Regions from separate parts of the Mus musculus genome. Here region 2 is linked to region 1. Evidence: chromatin loops called from intact Hi-C (ENCODE). Cell type or tissue: heart. All regions are shown on one strand. Links, peaks and the distances in the headings refer to the core of each region. The heading gives the core; the rest is flanking DNA.

The links. A loop is a pair of places that touch in the nucleus more often than their neighbours do. Peaks named below come from ENCODE experiments on the same cell type or tissue, not always from the same donor. Only the 100,000 strongest peaks of a DNase experiment are listed, where the experiment ranks them.
Region 2: a loop joins it to region 1, with 2.7 times the contacts of the local background. A loop is called at or near these places in 12 of 42 quality-filtered maps.

Annotation. Positions count from the first base shown.
Region 1 is chr3:79,671,776-79,674,697 of GRCm38, forward strand. The region is part of intron 5 of Rxfp1 (relaxin/insulin-like family peptide receptor 1); the gene reads right to left. Among named protein-coding and RNA genes, the nearest start is that of 4930579G24Rik, 44 kb to the left of the region's middle. In heart, for the core only: a CTCF peak has its summit at 1,515 (motif pointing right); no DNase peak of the experiment used is centred there.
Region 2 is chr3:79,735,859-79,738,780 of GRCm38, forward strand. Rxfp1 (relaxin/insulin-like family peptide receptor 1) reads right to left here and starts at 2,093. Exons shown (of 18, transcript NM_212452.2): 1 at 1,888-2,093. The coding sequence starts at 1,936. In heart, for the core only: no CTCF peak of the experiment used is centred there; no DNase peak of the experiment used is centred there.

The DNA of each region.
Region 1 (2,922 bases), core at 154-2,653:
TTCTTTACAAGTGTGGGCTCTGGTAGGTTAACTCTGCTCCAGTGGATGACCCCTCCCCCACCCCAAGTTTACGGGCAACACAAATTAGACTCAGTGGGTCATTAAAAAAAAACACAGAAAGAAGTCACATAGCTGGGAGAGATATGGAGGCAGGGGTGGATCTGTGGGATGAATATGATAAAAATATATTGCATGAAATTCTCAATTAGTAAAACAACTGCAAAACTTTGAAGTTGTAAAGCTACACCAATAGGAGCTAAAGTGGTTATTTAGAATTAATTTTCTAGACAAGAACTAATGCAGAGAAAAGCACGCACTGATCACATGGGCCTAAAATCCAGGCTTTTACATTTTCCTGTTACATATTCAGATTTATAAGTGCTCACATAGAAACAGACAAAAAAGTATTTGTGACATATGATACCACAAATCTTATCGCAAAGCAACCCCAAATCCTAGTAAATCGAATTGAGTCTGAGTAATCTGACACCGTAAACCTTGGTCTCAAAAGCCATTGAGACAACCCGTAAGGGGTTTAAACGGCCAGTGAACTAGACTGGAACGTCACACAGGCTTACAGAGTGACCTCGAGTCGCCCTGGACGTTTGGACTCCATACATGACTGCATATTAGAAGGAACAGGACCCAGGGCTAAGCTCTCCCGTTCCGTGCACCCGTGCGCAATGTTGCAGCCCTGTGGTTGCGAGGGACGATGAAGCAAAGATGGTGGGTCTGGAATCCACATTACTATCGTTCTGGAGACTGTCTCACATTTATATATGACTTGTTAGCAGTAAAAGAGAGAAAGCAATGTGAACGGACTTCAGTTAGTTTGATTCACAGGCATCCCCCTGATTCCACCAGAAAAACGCAGCTACGGAATTGATTCTTTCCCGTGACATGTGGTGGCCCGGTCACGTGAAAGGTAACACATCCTATTTCCTGATACACAGGGAGACTTGAAGATGGAGTGTTGTGTTTTCACCTGTAGTGAGCGTCTAGTAAGCAGCAGATTGCACTGTCTGTATATGGAGCCAAGGTGTGCCTCTAGAAACCGGGCAGAAGGTTTTGTCGTTAGGCTCTTTGGATTGTTGTTTGAAGTGATTTGCAAAAATTCAAAGGCTCATGCCTATAATTCGAGTACTTGGGATACGGAGGCAGGAGGACTTCTCTTAGTTCTAGGCCAGCTGGATCTTCACAGTGAGACTTGTTTCAAAACACAAGCAGGGGATGGAGAGATGGCTCAACAGTTGAGAGCATTAGCTGCTCTCCCAGAAAACCCAGGGTCCATTCCCAGCATCTACAATGTGGCTCACAACCATCTGTAATTCCAGTTCCAATGAATCCAAAGCCTTCTTCTGGCCTGCACAGGCACAAGGCTTGCACATGGTGCACAGATAGACATGCAGGTAAAGCACTCACAAACAAACAAACAAACAAACAAACACCAAAATGTTTTTGTGTATCTAAATGCTATAGAACTGATACCGATGCCATCTAAATATGTGGCCACCAGGGGGAGCTAGATATCAGGAAGAGTCTTTGGGCATCGGAGGATTCAGGGAGTTGCCCTGAAAAGCATTTTTTTTTAAGCTGAGAAATTCTGAAAAATAGATTGTCATTGGAGTTTTATTTTCGAACACGAAATAAATCTTTTAAAATATCTGGCACTTTAGAATAGTTTATTTTTATGAACTAATTTTTCATTTGGATTCCCTCTGGTTCCATCTATTTATTATTAAAAAAAAAAAACACCAAGTTTATTACACAGTTTAAACTATCAGAAAGACAGACAAATCTCTGACAACATAAGGCAGGACCTTGGCCTCTTGAGGATTATGCCTTTCTTTTTATTTTGCTATCAGAAGATAAAACTGAAGAATTATGTCTGTCATGAGCACATGATGTCAGAAACATGGACAGACATATTTGTGTCTTTTCACCCCGTCATAAATTACTGAATAACAACACATTTGTAAGATTTATTGTTTTTGTTGGCTGTAGTTTATAAAATAGTTCTGATAGCTCTTTACAGTAGTAGTTCTCAACCTGTGGGTCACACATCAGAAATTTATGTTATGATTCGTAACAGTAGCAAAATTACAGTTATGAAGTAGCAACTAAATAACTTTAATCTTGGAAGTCACCACAACACGAGGAACTGTAGTAATGGGTTACGGCATCAAGAAGGGTGAGAACCACTGCTCTACAACATAACCACGGCAATCACAGGTTCTTCTATTACCAATATTAACGCTTAGGTAAACCCCCAACTCACAACACACACACACACACACACACACACACACACACACACACACACACACACACACGCAGGGAATTACAGGATTATAAAGAGGTTAAGGAGGCTGTAATTCATGAGGGCTTTACTGAAGGCAGAGACAGACCTGATAGAGATGGTTAGATGAAACATAAGGAAATATAGTTGGAGATTTGCTGAAGGCAGGCACAGAGTCAGTGCTGACCGGCACAGGAATAGGAGGAGGCGAAATGCTAGATTTGGAAGGATGGATGGGAGGCAACCTGAATGAATCTTGTCAATTGTTGGTGACTGTGCTGAGCTGACATCCTTGGGACAGCTGGGAGTTCCCTGTGTGTGGGTCCCTTGGCCTAGCACAGGATGGTCAGACGACAGGTTTAGCTGAGGATGTCTCACTCTCTGTTGGTCTGGTGCTTCAGTAAGTCTGGACTTCATGCTGTGGTCTGAATACACCACGCACCCACAAATCCCCAAACAACTTAGGTGGCTTTCTTTCACTTGCACAAGTAAGTTGCTTATCAGTCAGTGTCTCACGGCTTGCGATGGGCAGGCAGTGGCATGTATGCACACAGACCTGATAGGGTTAGTTAGCTTTGTTCTCAGTACTGTGACAAAACACCCGACAAGGAACAACTTAGCAG
Region 2 (2,922 bases), core at 270-2,769, 64 kb after region 1:
GACTGAGCTTATTATGAGTTATTATTTGGTGGATTCTGCAAAAGTTCCCCCCAGTTGCCCAGATATTACAGTAGTCTAGAATTCTACTGCTCATCTCTGTGTTACCAAGTTGCCCTCACCCCAGTGTAAAGCATAGAATGTTAAGAATTTGGAACGTACAACTATGCAACTATTTACACTGTTTTATGTTTTGTTTTGTTTTTGATTTTCTTTTTTAAACCTAAAGAGAACTTCAATGTAAAAGGATGGTTCTGGCATTATCATCATCCTTATCACTTTCAAAGTTTTGATTATGAAAATTTATTGCAGGGCAGTAGTGATGCATGCCTTTAATTCCAGCACTCAGGAGACAGAGTCAGGTAAAACTCTGTGAGTTCAAGGCTAACCTAGCCTATAGAGTGAGTTCTAGGACAGCCAAGGCTACACAAGGAAACCCTTTCTAAAAAAAAAATACATTAAGAAATTAATTTAACACGAGGAATTCTTATAGCCTGGAGCATCTTTGGTATCACATCAGTCAACATTCCTTCTTATCCTGCTCTGAACACTTTTTATATACATCTTAAGTTCTTCCTACTAGATCATCTGTTGTAGAATATTCTTTTGGGTCTCTCAATCTATGCACCTCCTTGAGATTGAATAGGAAATGTTGAAATTGATCATTAATTTCAAAGAGCTTTTGCTGCAAATGTCAAAAGCTCAGGTATAGCTCGTGTGTGTGTGTGTGTGTGTGTGTGTGTGTGTATTTATAGCCCTGATACCTTAAATACTGAATTATAATTAGAAAGACCCAGTCTTTTATTATGATTTGCAGTTTGAGATTTTCTTACTTTAGATAAAGTATGAATGTCACAGTTAAGATTGAGATATAGAAAATTAGGAGCCGAATAGTCTCAGGGATTCTGGGTTATTTCTCTAGTTTTGAAATTGTCTCAATCTTTAACTATTTAGTTGTACTGTGGTCAGAGGGAAAAAGAAAAAAAATCATCAAAATAGATGCTATCAGAATTAAGAGATTCAAGATGGACTGTGACCCTGAGAAATTCAGTAGAATATCTCAGTATAAACACCATGTTTGTAGAATTTGAGAGAGAGAATATAAACATGCTTGTGTTTTAAATTTGATGACACTCACAACCCCCCTTCCCCTGCAATCCTAATGTATTAAAGAGACTTAGAAACTTTCATTCTGATCTGGGGTAGGATTATTTCATTGTTATAACAAGCATACATGTTTTCTTAACTCAGAGAGACAATTTAATGATGTATAATGTATAACAACCCTTCCCCTTAAATTTTAAATAAGATTAAAAAAAAACCATGGCTTAATATACAAAGGAAATTTGCCATTATAATAAAAGTAAAATGACTTTTTATTTTCTTGAGTCCCTGTGCTTTACATTTCTTCATGCTTTCCCTTGCTTTTCTTTCAAGGAACAAGGCAAAAACCTGGCAAAAGAGTTACATGGCTACATCTCTGTGTGGATGTCCACCCAGACAGCACCTCACAGGATGGTAATGTGCTTCAACCACATCGAAATAAACAAACAAATATTAGGACCACTCTGGGGTAGAGCAACGGGCATAGTCTTTGCACAGAACTTACAGACTCTCTTTAAATATTAAATTTTATCAGTGATAAAAGTTGTCTGTAATAAAGCATAGGCTTATAAAATATGTTAGTTTTGCTTAACTTTTGACTATGACAAAATATTCCAGTACAAATATCAGAAATATCCTAAGAAGAGTGATTCTAAAGTGAGTTTGCAATTTTTATCAGAGCATGCATTTTAGGTTAAAAGCATGAATGTAAGGAATGAACATTTGTACTTGAGACTATTTCACAAAGCACTAAGGCACATAAAATTAGACACCGAACATACTCACAATATTTTCCAATAATGAAGATGCAGAAGAAGAATGGACCAGATGTCATTTCCTTCTTTCTGAGCAACTGATTAATGAAAGATAAAACGTGGTCTTGGATGAGATGAGTCGCGCACAGCTCACAGTGGTTGTGCTATTTCTGTCTGCAGTCTTAGCAGCTATAAGGCAGCTCTCTCTCTCTCTCTCTCTCTCTCTCTCTCTCTCTCTCTCTCTCTCTCTCTCTGTGTCCCTCCCTCATTCCCTCCCTTCCTTTATCCCTCTCTGCCCCTCCCTCTTTCCTCTCTTGAGTCCCTTCTATCTTTCTACACACACACACACACACACACACACACACACACACACACGGGGAGAGAGAAAGAGAGAAAGGAAGAGAGGGAGAAAGAGAGAGAGAGAGAGAAAGAGAGAGAGAGGTGGTGAGGAAAGTTTCTGAGAGCACATAGGCTCTGTTTACACTAAACATTTTGTTTCTATGCTCTGACAAAGCCTTCACATACATATATGGACATTGACCACGATGTTAGAAAGAACTTGACCTGAGGTAAATCCCAAGCATGGTAACATTTTACCCCCTCTATGAATGCTTTTGTGGCACAGCTATAAAGGAGGGATTAAGGTGTGATTGCAGTGGCATTTTAAATCTGTTTGGAAAGTTGAGCATTAGATATGGCTCAAACAAAAAAACATAAAAACCACATAAAAAATCCTTTTATACTCCTAGATTTTACTTTAGTAGAGACCTTGATATACTGTGGCTGAACACTAAAGTCTTCCTGAGTCCAAATCTTAGGGATTCTGACACTTTGGGGCTGGCACCTGTTATCTGAACCTGGTTTTCAGGAATAAGATTCCTGTTCAGCAGGATGGCTCTGGGGCTCCACACAGGGCACACTGGATGTGTGGCACAGGCCCTAGTGCACAGCAGGTAACTACCAAATGGCAGCCACTCATGTGACAAGCTTCAATCTGGCTGGCATGGGATGAAGAAAGTATATGAATTCAAACCACACTTCTACGAGCAACATTTTGCCTTAGCCA